Linked DNA regions of Homo sapiens: region 2 is linked to region 1. A link is a loop called in an ENCODE intact Hi-C map of the cell type or tissue named here. Cell type or tissue: IMR-90. All regions are shown on one strand. Each heading gives the region's core, and the rest is flanking DNA. Links, peaks and the distances in the headings are about the cores only.

What was found. Hi-C counts contacts between places; a loop is a spot of excess contacts. Peaks named below come from ENCODE experiments on the same cell type or tissue, not always from the same donor. Only the 100,000 strongest peaks of a DNase experiment are listed, where the experiment ranks them.
Region 2: it touches region 1 in a loop (4-fold over the local background); 2 of 110 quality-filtered maps call a loop at or near these places.

What each region holds. Positions count from the first base shown.
Region 1 is chr22:17,582,257-17,592,524 of GRCh38, forward strand. It overlaps SLC25A18 (solute carrier family 25 member 18), which reads left to right. Exons shown (of 11, transcript NM_031481.3): 6 at 307-397; 7 at 1,160-1,278; 8 at 4,880-5,045; 9 at 5,669-5,823; 10 at 7,334-7,409; 11 at 7,839-8,739. The coding sequence ends at 7,980. It overlaps ATP6V1E1 (ATPase H+ transporting V1 subunit E1), which reads right to left. Exons shown (of 9, transcript NM_001696.4): 9 at 9,880-10,268. It overlaps LOC101929372 (a long non-coding RNA gene), which reads right to left and starts at 6,936. Exons shown (of 4, transcript NR_171783.1): 1 at 5,611-6,936; 2 at 3,009-3,130. In IMR-90, for the core only: no CTCF peak of the experiment used is centred there; no DNase peak of the experiment used is centred there.
Region 2 is chr22:17,648,006-17,658,273 of GRCh38, forward strand. It overlaps BCL2L13 (BCL2 like 13), which reads left to right. Exons shown (of 7, transcript NM_015367.4): 2 at 7,657-7,827. The coding sequence starts at 7,707. Among named protein-coding and RNA genes, the nearest start is that of BCL2L13, 14 kb to the left of the region's middle. In IMR-90, for the core only: no CTCF peak of the experiment used is centred there; no DNase peak of the experiment used is centred there.

The sequences.
Region 1 (10,268 bases), core at 1,931-9,930:
TCCCAGCTACTAGGGAGGCCGAGGCAGGAGAATGGCGCGAACCCGGGAGGCGGAGCTTTCAGTGCGCCGAGATCGCGCCACTGCACTCCAGCCTGGGCGACAGAGCGAGACTCCATCTAAAAAAAAAGGAGAATGTGGTAGGGAGTGGGAATGGAAAGTTATTTCAGTGAATTAGGCTCAGGAGCCCCACCTGGCCCCAAAAATGCCCTTCACTCAGGGACTGGCCTGGCTAGGGCTGAAGGGCAGACCTGGGGCACTGTTATTTCTGGGATGGCCTTGACTCCCCATCTTGTCCTTCACTTCCAGGGGCTGCAGTGAACCTCACTCTGGTCACTCCAGAGAAGGCCATCAAGCTGGCGGCCAACGACTTTTTCCGGCGGCTGCTCATGGAAGATGGGTATGGCCAGGTGGGGTGGGGTTGGATCCTTCACTGTGTGTTTTTTGGGAGAGATGGCAGGAAGAAGATTTCAAATGTGCCTCAGTATACCTGCCTGCATGCATATAAATATGTGCACACATGGCTGAGGGCTGGTGTGTGTTTGGGCTGCTGGAGAGTGAAGGGAGAGAATGAGCTGGTATACTTTGGAAGTGTGACAGATAATATAGAGAACATATAGCATATACAGACAAATCCATCAACTAGCCAATAAATTTTTAAAAATCAGCCACCAAGCTGGCTGCAGTGGCTCATGCCTGTAATCCCAGCACTTTAGGAGGTTGAGGAAGGAGGATCGCTTGGGCCCAGGCGGTCGAGGTTGCAGTGAGCCATGTTGGCTCCACTGCACTTCGGCGTGGGTCACAGAGCGAGACCTCGTCTCAGGAAAAACAAATCAGCCCCCAAACACTTTCTAGCTCTCTCTGTGCCTCACATTGCCCAGTGATGTTCCTGAAGGGATCAAGGACAACGCCTGGTCTGGGTAGTTTTCTCTGTCACTGTTTTCAGCTTCCATGCGGTGCTACCTCCCTAGCAGGCTTTGTTTTAAACTTAGTCCCCTGTCCGTACAGAGACCACACCTAAGGGCTAGCTGATGACTTGACCAGCTGGGTGAGTGGCAGCCACGGGTGCCATCCAGGGAAAGTCCCCCTCTCACAAGAGGGCAGCTGCACCAGGGCAGGCCTGTGGCCTGCGGCTGAAGGAGCCTGACGCCTGTTCCCATAGGATGCAGCGGAACCTGAAGATGGAGATGCTTGCCGGGTGTGGGGCTGGGATGTGCCAGGTCGTGGTGACCTGTCCCATGGAAATGCTCAAGATTCAGCTGCAGGATGCTGGACGCCTGGGTGAGGCCTGTCCCCACCTCCTATGGGAACAGTAAAGGGCTGGGATTGGAACCAGGCACATCCCACATCCCAACCTCATTTGCTAGGCTGTGTGACCAGTCAACTTTCCAAGCAGGTAGAAGTTTTTGGCCAGGCATGGTGGCTCATGCCTGTAATCCCAGCACTTTGGGAGGCCGAGGCAGGTGGATCATTTGAGGTCAGGAGTTCGAGACCAGCCTGCCCAACATGGTAAAACCCCATCTCTTCTAAAGATACAAAAATTAGCCGGGCGTGGTGGTGCATGCCTATAATCCCAGCTACTCGGGAGGCTGAGGCAGGAGAATCACTTGAGCCTGGGAGGCAGAGGTTGCTGTGAGCTGAGATTGCACCACTGCACTCCAGCCTGGGCAACAGAGTGAGACTCTGTCTCAAAAAAAAAAAAGTCTTCATTTATGGTTACCCATTTCATCAATGCTGCCAGCTCTAGAACAAATAGCAGAAATGAGAATGTTGATTCAGAGGGTCAGAAAATACTTAAGGCTTCTGTCACATTTTCTTCACAATTAGACTTGATCTCCTAAAGATTTTAAGAAATGCCAGCTGGGTGCCGTGGCTCACGCCTGTAATCCCAGCACTTTGGGAGGCCGAGGCGGGCGGATTATGAGGTCAGAAGATTGAGACCATCCTGGCTAACACGGTGAAACCCCATCTTTACTAAAAATACAAAAAATTAGCTGGGCGTGGTGGCGGGCACCTGTAGTCTCAGCTATCCGGGAGGCTGAGGCAGGAGAATGGCGTGAACCTGGAAGGCAGAGCTTGCAGTGAGTGGAGCTTGCGCCACTGCACTCCAGCCTGGGAGACAGAGCAAGACTCCATCTCAAAAAGAAAAGAAAGAAAGAAAGAAAGAAAGAAGGAAGGAAGGAAGGAAGGAAGGAGAGAGAGAGAGAGAGAGAGAGAGAAAGAAAGAAAGAAAGAAAGAAATGCCGCCCAGCGTGGTGGCTCACGCCTGTAATCCCAGCACTTTGGGAGGCCGAGGCAGGCGGATCACCTGAGGTCAGGGGTTCAAGACCAGCCTGGCCAACACAGTGAAACCCCGTCTCTACTAAAAATACAAAAATTAGCCAGGCGTGGTGGTGTGTGCCTATAATCTCAGCTACTCGGGAGGCTGAGGCAGGAGAATCGCTTGAACACAGGAGGCAGAGGTTGCAGTGAGCTGAGATCACGCCATTTGCACTCCAGCCTGGAGGACAAAAGCGAGAATTCATCTCAAAAAAAAAAAAAAAAAAAAAAAAAAAGAAATGCCAATGACTGGCTCACTGAAACCTCCAGTCAGTATTTTATGCTATAGAAGCTGGCTTTTGGTAGAAAGGCATAAAAAGGGAGAAGAGAATCATTCCCATTCTTTTGTTTTTTTCTTGGAAGAGAAATTTGGCCCTTTCCTAAATCCTGGTCCTCTCAGAATGATGGAGTGGTGTTGGTTCAGCGTGGTACACTCCTGTAATCTCAGCTACTCAGGAGGCTGAGGCAGGAGGATCCAGAGTTTGAGCCCAGCCTGGGCAACATAGCAAGAACTAGTCTCCAGTAAAAAAAAAAGCAGCTGGGCGTAGTGGCTCATGCCTGTAATCCCAGCACTTTGGGAGGCTGAGGCAGGCAGATTACCTGAGGTCAGTAGTTCGAAACCAGCCTGGCAAACATGGCGAAACCCCATCTCTACTAAAAATACAAAATTAGCCGGGCGTGGTGGTACATGCCTGTAATCTCAGCTACTCGGGAGGCTGAGGCAGGAGAATCACTTGAACCCGGGAGGCAGAGGTTGCAGCGAGCGGAGATCGCACCATTGCACTCCAGCCTAGGTGACAGAGCGAGACTCCATCTCGAGAAAAAAAAAACAGAAAGAAAATGTGCGGATAACTAGATTCCTAGTATGAAATATTTTCCTGCTGGATACCAATCAAATCTGGGACATGACATTGGGAATAGCTTCCTTTTGGCAAGGACTTATAATCTAAGCAAAGCTTCTCAGACACTGAGATTTAGGAAAAGAAATACAGAATTTCAGTGTCACAAATCCCATGGTTATTAATGGGGCTCACAACATTTTATTTTATTATTATTTATTTTATTATTATTATTATTATTTTTTTTTTTTTTTTGAGGCAGAGTTTCACTCTGTTGCCCAGGCTGGAGTCCAATGGCACTGTCTTGGCTCACTACAACCTCTGCCTCCCAGGTTCAAGTGATTCTCCTGCCTCAGCCTCCTGAGTAGCTGGGATTACAAGCATGCACTACCACGTCCAGCTAATTTTTTTTTGTATTTTTAGTAGAGACAAGGTTTCTCCATGTTGGTCAGGCTGGTCTTGAACTCCCGACCTCAGGTGATACGCCTGCCTTGGCCTCCCTAAGTACTGGGATTACAGGTGTGAGCCACCGTGCCCGGCCACCTCACAACATTTTAAATGTGGTATAACTCCATTCTAATGAGTAATATTGAACTTATCAAATGATAGGCTCTGAATGATTTAAAGAATCAAATTCTACCAAATAGGGAAGAGTGGGAAGGACCTGCTCACCTTATCTTGGAGGACGAGCAGGAGGAGGTGACCTGGAAGCCTGAGGGAGACCATTCCATCCTATTAGCATTTTAGGACACGGGAATTTCATGTATGTTCTGCCTAATGGTGGAAAGCCACAAATTCTTTTTGTGTCTAGAAATCACCTAGGCTGGGTGCGGTGGCTCACGCCTGTAATCCCAGCACTTTGGGAGGCAGGTGGATCACCTGAGGTCAGGAGTTTGAGACCAGCCTGACCAACATGGTAAGACACCTTCTCTACTAAAAATACAAAAATCAGCCAGGTATGGTGGCACATGCCTGTAATCCCAGCACTTTGGGAGGCCAAGGCAGGTGGATCACCTGAGGTCAGGAGTTTGAGACCAGCCTGACCAACATGGTAAGACACCTTCTCTACTAAAAATACAAAAATCAGCCAGGTATGGTGGCACATGCCTGTAATCCCAGCACTTTGGGAGGCCAAGGCAGGTGGATCACCTGAGGTCAGGAGTTTTGAGACCAGCCTGACCAACATGGTGAAACACCATCTCTACTAAAAATACAAAAATCAGCCAGGTGTGGTGCATGTGCCTATAACCCCAGCTACTAGGGAGGCTGAGGCAGGAGAATCACTTGAACCCAGGAGGCAGAGGTTGCAGTGAGCCGAGATCGCACCACTGCAAAAAAATAAATAAAATAACTAAAAATAAAAATGACCTACATAGGCTGAGAAATGGTTTAGAAATGGAAGCCAGATCAAAACCAGTTTTAATGGGAGGGTAAGGAATGGAGCCCTAAGGAACGTGGCGGAGAAGCAAGCGGGCCAGGCTGTGGCTGTGCTCTTGGGAAGTGTTCTCAGCATTGGGATAGCTCCTGAGATACTGTAGACCTTAGGAAGACGTCCTCAGAGCCAAAAATTAACATTCTAAAATTAGGACATTCTTCTGGATGCCAGCTGAGGTGTCAGCCTGGCCTCTGAACTGTCCCAGGGGCAGGGATTGAGAGCCACACTCAGGAGTGTTTCGTAGCATCTGTTGGGGACCAGGTACTGATGTCTGTCCTTTCCCTTCCAGCCGTCCATCATCAGGGCTCGGCCTCAGCACCCTCCACCTCCAGGTCCTACACAACTGGTTCGGCTTCCACCCACAGGCGCCCCTCTGCCACCCTCATTGCCTGGGAGCTGCTCCGCACTCAGGGCCTGGCTGGGCTCTACAGGGGCCTGGGTGCCACTCTCCTCAGGTGAGCCTTTCTTCCGGTTCCCTAGGACAAGTGCACGGGGGAGGGCACGAGGGCCAGAGAGCTGGTTGTCCCTATCTGCCTCTGTGTCCTTCCCAGAATATCCAAACCCAGGTGAGCAAACGATTTCCATGCTTCCTGTTTTGTCTGGAACTGGCCAGGGTGGCACAGAATGGGTACCTAGAAGACTAAAGTTTTAGGCCGCTTGCATAGTGATGACCAGGCCCACAGGAAGGCTGGGTGTTTTGTGGCCCAAAGGCACCTAAGAAAGCCCTGTCTACAGAGGACCGCAGAGTTCATAGTAATGAGTGGCCAGGCCCCTCATCTTCCCTTAGCCTGCCTGCCCCTGTACAGAACGCATTTCCCGCCTCGGACTTGCCTCTGGCAGTCAAGAGGCTGCAGGTGCTGCAGGGCAGAGGAAGGAGCTGGGACGGCGGAACAGATGGCAACAGCTCTTTTGTCCCCTGCTGTCCCTCACCCACGCTCACGGGGCACAAAAGAAGGGATGAGTCCCCGTGGCTCCTCTCACTGTAAGCCCCACAGCTCACAGCAAAGCTCATTGTCTCACCTTGGGTGGCAGCCCCAGGGCAGCTCGGAGCTCAGTGTTTCTCCTTCCTCTTCTGCAGAGACATTCCTTTCTCCATCATCTACTTCCCACTGTTTGCCAACCTTAACAACCTGGGGTTCAACGAGCTCGCCGGTAAGGCGTCCTTTGCACATTCCTTCGTGTCAGGCTGTGTGGCAGGTTCCATAGCTGCGGTCGCAGTGACGCCTCTAGATGGTAAGGAGTTGGGAGACGTGTCCTTTCTATGGGATAAACAGTAATTTTGCACTTATAGATAAAACAGCCTGACCCTGGAAGCCATACTGGGTTGCAATCTGGCTGCTGGCGGAGGCTCACTAGAGGCCCTCATGGAGAAAGTGGGTCCCAAGAGACCTTCCTTCTGTTTCTCATCCCTGACACATCCCTCGCCTTCAAGATGCTGATTGCTTTAGCTTTTCATCCCCTCAGAAGAGTTGTGAGCCCCAGCTATAAATTATTGCTGATGTGTTAAAATTTGGGGCTGGCTGGGTGTGGTGGCTCACGCTTGCAATCCCAGCACTTTGGGAGCCCAGCACTTTTGGATCACCTGAGGTCAGGAGTTTCAGACCATCCTGGCCAACATGGTGAAACCCCGTCTCTACTAAAAATGCAAAAAAAATTAGCAGAGTGTGGTGGCGGATGCCTGTAGTCCCAGCTACTTGGGAGGCTGAGGTAGGAGAATCATTTGAACCCAGGAGGTGGAGGTTGCAGTGAGCCAAGACCACACCACTGCACTCCAGCCTGGGCGACAGCACAAGACTTCATCTCAAAAAGTAAATAAATACATAAAATTTGCGGCTAATGGTGGGAGCTAAACCTGGCATGAGAAGACAATGCTTCCCTCCGTGTTAGGGCTGCCTCCAGCTCCCTAAACTTGCGGGTAGACTTCCTATACCAACAGTAACCTGGCCAGGTGCGGCGGCTCACGCCTGTAATCCCGAAACTTTGGGAGACCGAGACAGGAGCCCAGGAATTTGAGACCAGCCTGGGCAACAAAGTGAGACCCTGTCTCTAAAAAAAAAAAATGAAAACATTAGCTGGGTGTGGTGGTGCGTGCCTGTAGTCCCAGCTACTCGGGAGGCTGAGGTGGCAAGATCACTTGAGCCCAGATGGTTGAGGCTGCAGTGAGCTGATTGTGCCACTGCACTCCAGCCTGGGCAACAGAGCGAGACCCTGTCTCAACAAAACCAAACAAAGCCACAGTAACATGACTCATTTATTTTATAGCTGAGGCCCAAAGAAGAAGACCTCCACTTACAGATCACACAATGGCAGAACTGGCCTCATGACCGTTTTTTTTTTTCTTTTTTTGTTTTTGAGATGGAGTCTTGCTCTGTTGCCCAGGCTGGAGTGCAGTGGTACAATCTCGGCTCACTGCAAGCTCCACCTCCCTGGTTCAAGCGATTCTCCTGCCCCAGCCTCATGAGTAGCTGGGACTACAGGAACGCGCCACGCCCGGCTCATTTTTGTATTTTTAGTAGAGATGGGGTTTCACTATGTTGGCCAGGCTGGTCTCAAACTCCTGACCTTGTGATCTGCCCACCTCAGCCTCCCAAAGTGCTGGGATTACAGGCGTGAGCCACTGCGCCCGGCCTATGAGTCAGTTTTATATGTGGTGGCTCTACAGGAGGGCCCAGCCCCTTAGTGTTGAGGGGAGGACACCGAAAGTAAGCTGTTCACTACTTACTTTAACTTTTACTTGATTTAGTTCTGAAAACTCGAATCCAAACCCTCAAGAAAGGCCTGGGCGAGGACATGTACAGTGGGATCACCGACTGTGCCAGGTGAGAGCCAGTGTCCCCTCAAATGGTGGCTGGGACAGGTTCCTCTGCGTGGGTGTCTGCCTAGACCAGATTTAGAGACCAACTTGAATTGCTGGGCTCTGGGTTTCTTTGAAGTCTGTCTTTCCCTCACCTCTCAAAGAAAACAGAATGTACTGGGAGCCTTTTTCTTCTTCCTGGCATCCCTACAGCATCTCTCACCAAAGATTCTAGCCACATCAAGCCTGTTTCCAAGGCCTTGACCCAACTGCATAAGTAACCAACCTGCATGCACCTAGCGGGCGAGGCACAGCTCCCACACCGTTGGCCTCTTGCTCTTGTTGTGGAAGGCACTATTCTAAAATGAGAGGTGCACAAATGGAGAGGCTGCCACTGAGGGCTGCTTGCAGAATGCCCCTGCCCATCAGCTCACTGGCTCTTCTTTCTCCCCAGGAAACTCTGGATTCAGGAGGGACCATCTGCCTTCATGAAAGGCGCTGGCTGCCGGGCACTGGTCATAGCACCTCTCTTTGGGATTGCTCAAGGGGTCTATTTTATTGGGATTGGAGAGCGCATCTTAAAGTGTTTTGACTAGACAGAGCTGGAGGTCAAGTCCCTGCGCTTGCCGCCCTCTCTCTAGCTGTTTCACTTAGCCTAGAGGGGGCAAGGGCAGGTGGGGCCACTCTGGCCTGCCTGGTCCTCTGCGTTGTAGTGCTACCTCAATCTCGGGAGAAACAGCCCTATATTCTAACAAGTTGAGCACAGCCTTCTTCCCCTTCGTGTCTACACTCGTTTTCCTTTGTGGGCACAGCTACCAGGGGCTTTTGGAAGCCCCTAACCACCTACTTTTCAACAAAAATGGTACTTTCGTTGTATTAATTGCAGGACCTTAACAGGTAGTCACAATAGAAGGGTTGTTTCTGTATTTTAACATTTCTATTTCACAGTCAAACTCGGCATTCTTCAGTCAGCTTGAGGATTTAGCATTGTTAATCTTGGACTCCATAACTTATGAGTCCTAGCACTGATTTTGAGGAAAAGGAGGATCAGAAGTTCAAGGGACCGTGAAAGCCCTCAGAGTCAGCACCTAGTTTGAGACCAAGCACCCTTTCGAATCCCTGGATGGCTGAGGGGGCTGAGGCCGGCTCTGACTGGGCAGCTCAGCCCCTCCCCCAGAGCCCAGGGTCTTGCACACCCCTCCCTGTAACCAAGGAACACTCTGAAATAAAGGTGAATGGCTAAAATCTCATCTGTTCATCAGTGGGTACAGCAGATAGGCTGCAGTGAATGCTATCACCATCTACTTTTCTACGTCCATTTCAAAACCAAACATTAAAAAGGGCATAGAAGCAGACCCCCGTCACTCTTCAAACTGTTACTTGTGGGGGTGGAGGAACACAGCCATAGGGAAATATCTGCTTGTTAGTGACACTGGGTTTTAAGCCTTGATTCTATCCCTTCATAAGTGAATCGTCTTGAGGAGCTGAGTTTGCTGTGAGAGCCCTCCTCACGCACCTCGATTCCTCCCCCAAAGGCTGCTACAGGAGAGATAATGTCACAGCAGCAGGGCCAAGTCCTAAGAAAATCAGCACCTGCTGCAGGAGCTGGTGTTTACAATAGTCCCATCTACTGTGAAACCTGGGCTAACAAGGAAGAGGATGGTGCTAACATGGTCAGCCCTGGGGGCCTCACTCTCTGTTATGAGAACTGCATTTGAGTATGGGCCCTGGAGACAGACCTCAGTTCAAGTCCCAGCTCCACCATGTACTAGCTGCAAGGCCCTGGGCAGCTCTTAGTCGTCACCTACGGAAAAATAAAACATGGGACAGGGAAGGAAGAACAGGGCCTCTGTGAAAGGATCTGGTTCCAGCACACAGTGACCTGCTCCAAAATAACTCGGTTTTTTGGGTCTGGCGCCGTGGCTTACGCCTGTAATCCCAGCACTTTGGGAGGCCGAGGCAGGCGGATCCGAGGTCAGGAGATCGAGACCATCCTGGCTAACACGGTGAAACCCCGTCTCTACCAAAAAATACAAAAAATTAGCCAGGCGTGGTGGCGGGCGCCTGTAGTCCCGGCTACTCCGGAAGCTGAGGCAGGAGAATGGCACGAACCCGGGAGGCGGAGCTTGCAGTGAGCCGAGATGGCACCACTGCACCCCAGCCTGGGCAACAGAGCGAGACTCCGTCTCAAAAAAAAAAGAAAAAGAAAAAACAAACAACTTGGTTTTTCTCATTCGGGCAACACTAATAAAACTATTTCCTCAATAAAGTTGTGCACGTCACGCTGAAGAGCCATGTGGGGTGTGTGGAAGATTGCAAGGGTGGAAAGAATGCTCCTGGTGATGGGCTGGGAACAACGGGCAACAGCCCAGGGGACCCCCAGAGGGTTAACGGGTCCAGGTGCTGACAGCTGTCACCATCAAGTGCCACGGGGATTGGGAAAATACTTCTTTTCTAGGTGCCTCAGTAAGAATTTGACTCTGTCAAAACCTAAATTTGTAGTGCCTTACACTAGAAATCACATTAAATCCGCATAACTCTTTTAATAAATAAAGCATATTCATGGCTTAGATTTTAAATCACATTTACAGATGAGGGAAAACTTCTAGGCCTAAACAGGTAACAGTAAAGCGACTACTGCTGGAAGGAGTGGTGTGCCACATGCGCCTTAAGCCTCAAGAGTGGGGACTGCAGGGCCAAACACCAAATACATCACCTTTAGGCCAGACGGAGAGTGGAGACCCAGGAAGCCCATGCAACCACCATCTGCCCCCTCCCCTAGTGCTGCAGAACCGGCTGGACACTGTCACACTTTCAGAAGAACTGGAGGTGGGTCCTGATCATATTACATGAAGCTTTCCACCATTGTGAACAATTAGGCAAG
Region 2 (10,268 bases), core at 1,021-9,020, 65 kb after region 1:
TGTAGTCCGAGCTGCTTGGGAGGCTGAGGTAGGAGAATCGCTTGAACCCAGGAGGCGAAGGTTGCAGTGAGCCGAGGTCATGCCACTGCACTCCTGGCGACAGAGACTCTGTCTCAAAAAAAAAAAAAGAAATGCAAAAGTTCATTGTGCAATATACTTATTAGACACTGCAGAATGTTGCAAAGGAAGTGGGTGTCCTCTCCCATTTTGTGCTTAGAGACATAACCCTGTAGTAGTGCTGTGGAGTTTACACTTGGCCTGTTATCAATACCTTTGTCCTATAATTTAATATAAATGTGCTAGTTACATAATAGTGTTCTTGGGATCTGACTTTTCCCCATTTAACCATAGTCCTGAAGGAGCTGCTGCATTGCTACACAACTGGAAGCTCAAGCTAAATTAGAAGTTGGGGCCAGATATGGTGGCTCACGCTTGTAATCCCAGCAATTTGGGACGCCAAGGTTGGAGGATCACTTGGGGCCTGGAGTTTGACACCAGCTGGGGCAACATAGTGAGACTCCATCGCTACAAAAAATTTAAAAATTAAAAAAAAAAGTTGCATGGCTGTTTTATACTGTAGGTCTGTTATGTTTATAACCAGAATAACAAATATGCATTTAAAGTCTGAAAACTGTATACTAGATTTAAATGAATAAATATAATCCTTCACCAAATATATAGATATATGGGCTTTAGCATATATACTAGAGTTAAAGGTGGAAGATGATGAAATTCATGATTAAGATTGCATTTATAATTACACAATCAGGTTTTATAAGAAAATTTGAGGAACATTAGGCTAAAAATCAAATTTGGAAACTTAGTGATTTGTAGTTTGTCTCTGGCTTTTGGGTTGGCAAACGACTTCAGTGATGTGGATTCTTGATAAATACAACAAATTTGAATACAACAAATTAGAGAATATCAATTTTTTTTTCTTTTAATTAGAGGCAGGGTGTTACCCTGTCGCTCAGGCTGGAGTGCAGTGGTATTATCACAGGCTCACTGCAGCCTCAATCTCCTGGGGTCAAGCTTGCTTCCTGCCTCAGCCCCCCACATTGTTGGGATTATGGGCATGAACTTGTGCCCGGCTCAATTTTTTTTTTTTTTGGGAGACGGAGTCTAGCTCTGTCACGCAGGCTGGAGTGCAGGTATGATTTCGGCTCACTGCAACTTCTGCCTCCCAGGCTCAATCAATTCTCTTGCCTCAGCCTCCGGAGTGGCTGGTATTATAGGCGCACGCCACCATGCCTGGCTAATTTTTGTATTTTAGTAGGGACGGGGTTTCACCAGGTTGCCCAGGCTGGTCTGGAACTCCTGACCTCAGGTGATCCGCCTGCCTCGGCCTCCCAAAGTGTTGGGATTACAGGCGTGAGCCATCACGCCGGGCCAATTTTTTAATTTAAAGCATTTATTCAAAATGTAAATACTTTCTTCTTCCTGCTACCAAAGAAATACTGAGACTTTTTTATTTTCTAGCAAAAGAGGGTTGTTGCTAAAGAGACTTTTTTTTTTGAGACGAAGTCTTGCTCTGTCGCCCAGGCTGTAGGGCAGTGGCACGATCTTGGCTCACTGCAACCTCTGCCTCCCGGGTTCAAGTGATTCTCCTGCCTCAGCCTCCTGAGTAGCTGGGATTACAGGCACCTGCCACCATGTCTGGCTAATTTTTGTATTTTTAGTAGAGACCGGGTTTCACCATGTTGGCCAGGCTGGTCTTAAACTCCTGACCTTAGGTGATGCACCCGCCTCGGCCTCCCAAAGTGCTGGGATTACAGGCGTGAGCCACTGTGCCTGGCCGCTGAAGAGACTTCCAAAAGCTTAGATTGTTATTAATTTTATCTATTCTCCCCTCTTTTTTTTCTTTTCTTTTTTTTTTTTTTTTTTGAGATGGAGCTTTGCTCTGTCGTCCAAGTTGGAGTGCAATGCGTAATCTTGGCCCACTGCAGCCTCCGCCTCCCTGCTCTGAGCGATTCTCCTGCCTCAGCCTCCTGAGTAGCTGGGATTACAGGCGCCTGCCATCATGCCCAGCTAATTTTCATAGTTTTGAAGAGATGGGGTTTCACCATGTTGGCCAGGCTGGTCTCGAACTCCTGACCTCAGGTGATCTGCCCGTCTCAGCCTCCCAAAGTGCTGGGATTACAGGCATGAGCCACTGCGCCCGGCTGACTCTTCTTATTTTCATTCTTCTTGACATGTTACTACGTTTGACACAGTTGTTCACTGCCTTCTTATTGAAGTGCCTCCCTGACTTCTGTGATTACAGTCTTTCCTGGTTTTCTTTCTACCTTTCTGTTTCAATCTGGACTGAAAGGGTTCCTCTTCCAGCTTCTCATCTTTTGACTACCCCTTAAATGTTAGTGGATTCTAATGTGTTCTTTTTAAGATTATACCAGTATTTTTGAACATGTTTTGTAGCCTATGTCTCCTTTATTAAAAATAAGGTAAATAAAAATTTCTGTGGCTCCTATTCTGGTGGCATTGGCGGTGGGAGGCACGTTATTTTTCCTTCTTGTCCCAGCACTGAGAATCACTGCTGCAAAGAAGACTGAAAATTTACTGAGCCTTACCTTCTATAGTCTGTAGTCTAAAAATAATAGGTGATTTTCCTTTTCCAAGTCTGAAAGTATATTGAATATTCTTTTACAAACTATAGTCCCTCTGACATTTTGACACACCCCTCCCATTGAAAATCACTGTTCATTCACATTGGTTTTTTTTAAAAGATAGGATCTTGCTCTGTCACCCAGGCTGGAGTGCAGTGGTGCAGTCCAGGCTCACTGCAGCCTCAACTTCCTGGGCTCAAGCTATCCTCCCATCTCGGCCTCCCAAGTAACTGGGACTACAGGCATGTGCCACCATGCCCAGTTAATTTTATTTTCTTTCAGGCTATCTTGAACCCCTGGCCTCAAGCAGTCCTCTTGCCTCTGCTTCCCAAAGTGTTGGGATTACAGGTGTGAGCCACCGCACCTCGTCGTCCATTCACTCCTTTTTTTTTTTTTTTTTTTTGAGACGGAGTCTTGCTCTGTAACTCAGGCTGGAGTGCAGTGGCGCGATCTCGGCTCACTGCAACCTCTGCCTCCCAAGTCCCGGTTCAAGCAATTCTCCTGCCTCAGTCTTCCGAGTAGCTGGGATTACAGGCATGCGCTACCATGCCCAGCTAATTTTTGTATTTTTAGTAGAGACAGGGTTTCACCATGTTGGCCAGGATGGTCTTGAACTCCTGACCTCGTGATCTACCCGCCTTGGCCTCCCAAAGTGCTAGGATTATAGGCGTGAGCCATGGCGCTGGGCCATTCAGTCTTCTTAGGTAATTTGATTGACTTATACAGAATACTTAGAATTTTGTATCTCCAGCCTAGACCTATTTATTTATTTATTTATTTATTTATTTATTTGAGACGGAGTCTTACTCTGTTGCCCAGGCTGGAGTGCAATGACCGATCTCAGCTTACTGCAAGCTCCGCCTCCCAGGTTCAATTGATTTTCCTGCCTCCGCCTCCCGAGTAGCTGGGATTACAGGTGCCTGCCACTGTGCCCGGCTAATTTTTGTATTTTTAGTAGAGACGGGTTTTCACCATGTTGGCCAGGCTGGTCTCGAACTCCTGACCTCATATGATCTACCTGCCTCAGGCTCCCCAAAGTGCTGGGATTACAGGCGTGAGCCACTGCGTCCAGCCTAGACCTTTCTTAAAGACTTTTTTTTGAGACGGAGTCTCACTCTGTCGCCCAGGCTGGAGTGCAGTGGCGCGATCTCGGCTCACTGCAAGCTCCGCCTCCCGGGTTCAAGTGATTCTCCTGCCTCAGCCTCCTGAGCAGCTGGGACTACAGGCGCCTGCCACCACGCCCGGCTAATTTTTTCTGTTTTTAGTAGAGACAGGGCTTCACTGTGCTAGCCAGGATGGTCTGGATTTCCTGATTGCGTGATCCACCTGCCTTGGCCTCCCAAAATGCTGGGATTACAGGTGTGAGCCACCACCCCTGACTTCTTAAAGACCTTTATATCCAACTGCTTGTTCTGTATCACTACCTGGATGACCTGTAGGTACTTGAAAATTCAGTGCAGATGCTCCTCAACTTATGGTGGGGTTACATTCTGAGAAACTCATCATAGGTGGAAAATATCATATGTTGAAAATGCATTTAATACACCTACCAAACATAGCTTAGCCTGTGCTTAAAACACATTAAGCAAAAAATTTTTTTTAAATTTTTTGTAGAAATGGGATTTCGCCATGTTGCCCAGGCTTGTCTCAAACTCCTAAGCTCAAGTGATCCCTCTGCCTTGACCTCCCAAAGTGCTAGGATTACAGATGTGAACCACTGTTCCCAGCCACACATTAAGCACATTTAAGTGTGCTTAAAACACATTAGCCTGCAGTTGTGTAAAATCATGAAATATAACAACTATTTTATGTAAAGTGTTGACTATCTTATCAAATTTCTTTTTTTTGAGACTGAGTCTTGTTCTTGTTGCCCAAGCTGGAGTGCAGTGGTGTGATCTCGGCTCATTTCAACCTCTTCCTCCTGGGTTCAAGCAATTCTCCTGTCTCAGCCTCCCAAGTAGCTGGGACTACAGGTGCATGTCACCATGACTGGCTAATTTTTGTATTTTTAGTAGAGATGGGGTTTTGCCATGTTGGCCAGGCTGATCTTGAACTCCTGGCCTCAGGTAATCCACCCGCCTCAGCCTCCAAAAGTGTGGAGTTACAGACATGAGCCATCGTGCCCGGCCATCAGATTTCTTGAATACCATATTGAAAGTGAAAAAACAGAGTGAGGCCAGGCGCGGTGGCTCAAGCCTGTAATCCCAGCACTTTGGGAGGCCGAGGTGGGTGAATCACGAGGTCAGGAGATCGAGACCATCCTGGCTAACACGGTGAAACCCTGTCTCTACTAAAAAATACAAAAAATTAGCCGGGCGTGGTGGCGGGCACCTGTAGTCCCAGCTACTCGGGAGGCTGAGGCAGGAGAATGGCGTGAACCCAGGAGGCGGAGCTTGCAGTGAGCCGAGATCGCGCCACTGCACTCCAGCCTGGGGGACAGAGTGAGACTCAGTCTCAAAAAAAAGAGAAAAAACAGAGTGGTCGTATGGATACTTGAAGTTCAGTTTCTACTGAATGCATATTCTGTTTGCACTGCCATCATAAAGTGAAAAAATTGTAAGCCAAACTGTCGTTAAGTCGGGGACTGTCTGTATACCCTAAAGTGATTTCCTTATCCTTCCCAAAACCGACTCTTCCTATATTATCTGATTTAAGAAATAGGAGTAATACCACTTACCTTACAGCTTCCTGGGTCACTCTCTCATTGAGTTAACCAATAGATCTTTGAATTCCTAACCTTTTTCCTATCCATCCTTCCCTTTTCAGTGTTCTGTTCCTATGCTAGTTCATGCCTTCTTACATCTCTTGCTGAGGTTTTTCCATATTCTCGTAACTTGTCTCCTTGCGTCTACTCTTCAGTCTGTCTTCCTTACCACCTCCAGTATGATTTTTTTTTTTTTTTTTTTTTTGAGACAGGGTCTTGCTTTGTCACTCAGGCTGCAGTGCATTGGTATGTGATCATAGCTCCTTGTAACCTCAAGCTCCTGGGCTCAAGTGATCCTCCTGCCTTATCAGCCTCCCAAGTAACTAGGACTACAGGCGCATGCCACCACACCCAGGGCTAATTTCATTTTTTGTAGAGACAGGGTCTCACTGTGTTGTCCAGTCTGGTCTTGAATTCCTGGTGTCAAGTGATCCTCCTCCCTTGTCCTTCCAAAGTGTTGGAATTATAAGCATGAGCCACTGTGCCAACCACTTATATCTATAGCCATTTTATTTTGTATATTTGAAATTCTTTTTCTATTTTTAAAAATTGTTTATCATTCTAGGATATTTATCTTAGTTTGCTTATCACAGATGTTAAATTTTGCCGACATTGCCTCTTTTTCCAGTCTGTATTTTTGTTATAAGTATTTTTGGTTTCCTATGAAAACTCCTGAGGTCTGGTGATTTATCATGTTTGTCTTCATGTCTAATGCCTATAGAGTACCTTGCAGCTTAATAAATGTGTGTTGAATGAACACAAAAAAATTATCAGAAAACTTTATCTTCTATTTCTTTTTGTTTTTGTTATTGAGACAGGGTCTTGCTCTGTCACCCAGGCTGGAGTGCAGTGGCGTGATCATGGCTCACTGCAGCCTCTACCTCCTGGGCTCAAGCAGTTATCCCATCTCAGCTTCTGAGTAGCTGGCATTATAGGTGTGCACCAGATGCCTGGCTAATTTTTAACATTTATTTAGAGACAAGGTTTTACCATGTTACCATGTTGTCAGGCCGGTTTCAAGCAATCAACCTGCCTCTGCCTCCGCCTCCCAAAGTGCTGGGATTATGGGTATGAGCCAGCACACCTAGCTTTTTGTCTTCTCTCTTTTTTTTTCTTCTGTTTTTTTTTGAGATGGAGTCTCGCTCTGTCGCCCAGGCTGGAGTGCAGTGGCGTGATCTCGGCTCATTGTAAACTCCGCCTTCCGGGTTTATGCCATTCTCCTGCCTCAGCCTCCCGAGTAGCTGGGACTACAGGTGCCCGCCATCACGCCCGGCTAATTTTTTTTGTATTTTTAGTAGAGACGGGGTTTCACTCTGTTAGCCAGGATGGTCTCGATCTCCTGACCTCGTGATCCGCCCGCCTCGGCCTCCCAAAGTGCTAGGATTACAGGTGTGAGCCACCGCACCTGGCCTGTCTTCTCTTTTTTTAAGACAGGGTCTTGCCCTGTTTCCCAGGCTGGTGTGCAGTGGTGCAATTATAACTCACTGCAGTCTTGACCTCCTGGGCTCAAGCAATCCTCCCGCCTCAGCTTCCTGAGTAACTGGGACCATAGGCAGGCCCTACCACGCCCAGCTAATGTTTTAAATTTTTTTGTAGAGATGGAGTCTTGCTATATTGCCCAGGCTGGTCTTGAACTGCTGGACTCAAGCAGTCCTCCCACCTCGGCCTTCTAAAGTTCTGGGATTACATGCGTGAGCCACCATGCATTGCCTGTATCCTTATTTTATAAGCTTTTTTCTGTTTTTAAATTTTCTTTTTTTTTTCCTTTTCCTTTTAAACTGTTTTCCTAAAAACTAAGACACAAACAGACTCATTAGCCCAGGCCTACACAGAGTCAGGATTATTAATATCACTGTCTTCTACCTCCACATCTTGTCCCACTGGACAGTCTTCAGAGGCAGTAACACCCATGGAGTTGACATTTCCAGTAACAATGCCTTCTGGAATCCCTCCTGGAGGACCACCTGCCCTGAGGCTTTACAGTTCACTTTTTTTTTTTTTTTAAATAAGCAGGAGTATACTCTAACAATAAAAAGTGTAGTAAATACATAAACCAGTAAGTCATCTAGTATTATCAAGTATTATGTACTGCATGTAATTGTATGTGCAGTACTTTTTTTTTTTTTTCTTTGAGAGGGAGTCTTGCTCTGTCGCCAGGCTGGAGTGCAGTGGCTTGAACCCAGGAGGCAGAGGTTGTGGTGAGCTGAGATTGCGCCACTGCACTCCTGCCTGAGCGACAAGAGCAAGACTCTACCTCAAAAGAGTTGCACAAGACATTTTGGTGTGAAACAACTGTTAAAGTGGCATGTAATAAACTTTAAACTGAAAAAATTACTTTTTTGTTCTTAGGTTTTACACATCCATAAGTAGACCTTTTTGGAGCCTCACCAGCCAATTCAATGGCGTCCTCTTCTACTGTGCCTCTGGGATTTCACTATGAAACAAAGTATGTTGTTCTCAGCTACTTGGGACTCCTCTCTCAAGAGAAGCTGCAAGAGCAACATCTTTCCTCACCCCAAGGTATTATCTTTGGCTTATGGTGGTTATAGTAAATTGTAATAAGGACTTTATATATAAAAGTATATGTATCTAATTTATATGTGTGGTTATCAAATAGTACTAATAAGCCTGTAAGAATAACCTGTTAGGGCTGGGCGCGGTGGCTCACACCTGTTATGCCAGCACTTTGGGAGGCTGATGTGAGCAGATCACGAAGTCAGGAGTTCGAGACTAGCCTGGCCAACATGGTGAAACCCTGCCTCTACTAATAATACAAAAATTATTTGGGCATGGTGGCATGCGCCTGTAGTCCAGCTACTCAGGAGGCTGAGGCAGGAGAATCGCTTGAACCCGGGAGGCAGAGGTTGCAGTGAGCTGAGATCGCACCACTGCGCTCCAGCTTGGGCAATAGAGTGAGACTCCATCTCAAAAAAAAAAAAATATACACAAAAAAGAATAACCCGTTATGCCATTCTTTCCATTTCCAGAAGCAAAAAACAAAAGTATTTTTTTTCATTTTATTCTTTTTTTTTTTTTTTTTTTTTTTTTTTTTTTTTGGGACAGAGTCTCACTCTCTCTCTAAGGCTGGAGTGCAGTGGCATGATCTTGGCTCACTGCAACCTCCACCTTCCCGGTTCAAGCGATTCTGCCTCAGCCTCCCGAGTAGCTGGGATTACAGGTGCACACCACCATGCCCGGCTAATTTTTGTATTTTTAGTAGAGATGAGGTTTTGCCGTGTTGGCCAGGCTGGTCTCAAACTCTGGACCTCAGGTGATCGCCCGCCTCGGCCTCCCAAAGTGCTGGGATTATGGGTGTGAGCCACGGCGCCCAACTCATTTTATTCTATTTGAAAGATATTTCCAAAGCACCTGCAGCCCTCTATTGGCAGTTACATTTTTTCGATACTTCACAAATATTAGTCTATTGTGTTATACTTTCACTTACAATTGTTGAGCAGTCTGTTGTCATTCTACTAAGTGTTCCATCATAATGATACAGTTTATTTTGGCTGCCTTATTTTTTTGAGATGGAGTCTCACTCTGTTGCCCAGGCTGGAGTGTAATGGCATGATTTTGGCTCACTGTAACCTCTGCCTCCCGGGTTCAAGCAATTCTCCTGCCTCAGCCTCTCAAGGAGCTGGGACTATAGGCGCACGCTGCCACGCCCGGCTAGTTTTTTGTATTTTAGTAGAGACGGGGTTTCACCCTGTTTCCCAGGCTGATCTCAAACTCCTGAGCTCAGGCAATCTGCCCGCCTTGGCCTCTCAAAGTGCTGGGATTACAGGCGTGAGCCCCAGGCCGGCTTGGCTGCTTTTTAGAGATTCTCCGTCTTTGGTGGTGTTTCAAACTTAAACACATCTTAGTGAAACAGCCACCAAGCCAGAGAAATTCTAAAAAGCAGCCAAAATAAGTGTTTTGCACATCCAAAACAAATAAAATTTATGTTTTACACATCCACAATGGGGATTGTTTGGCTTCCTGAATTTAATAATTCATTTGTTTACTCTGGAAAAATTATTTAATATTTTATCTTTGAATACTCTCCTCATCTTCTCTACTTAACTCTACTTTGTGCTACAATCAATTGCACATTATGCTGTTTATAGAAGACGTACATGATCCTGTCTGTTCCTCCATATCTCACTATCATTTTCCTAGTTTATCTCCATTTATCTGTCTGTGAAGCCCTCTGTGACATTTCTTTTTTTCTTTTTTTTTTTTGAGACGGAGTCTCGCTCTGTCCAGGCTAGAGTGCAGCGGCACGATCTCGGCTACTGCAACCTCCGCCTCCTGGGTTCAAGCGATTCTTCTGTCTCAGCCTTCCGAGTAGCTGGGACTAGAGGCACGTGCCACCATGCCTGGCTAACTTTTTTTTTCGTATTTTTAGTAGAGATGGGGTTTCACTCTGTTAGCCAGGATGGTCTTGATCATCTGACCTCATGATCCGCCTGCCTCGGCCTCCCAAAGTGCTAGGATTACAGGCGTGAGCCACCACACCTGGTTGACATTTCTTTTTTTTTTTTTTTTTTTTTGAGATGAGTCTTGTTCTGTCACCAGGCTGGAGTTCAATGGCGATCTTGGCTCACTGCAACCTCCGACTGCCGGGTTCAAGCAATTCTTCTGCTTCAGCCTCCCGAGTAGCTGGGATTACAGGCGCATGCCACCAGCCCGGCTAATTTTTGAAATTTTAGTAGAGACAGGGTTTCACCATGTTGGCCAGGATGGTCTCGATCTCCTGACCTCGTGATCCGCCCTCCTCAGCCTCCCAAAGTGCTGGGATTACGGGCATGAGCCACCACGCCCGGCCGACATTTCTTTATCGTCCAATTCACCCTTTCTTCATCTCTCTTTAAGCTGCTAAATAAACTTTTCACCAGATAGCAAATTTTAATTCATTTTTTATCTGTGTATATTCTGTTTTTTAATTTTCAACAACTGGCAAATGTGAAAGAATACATGAA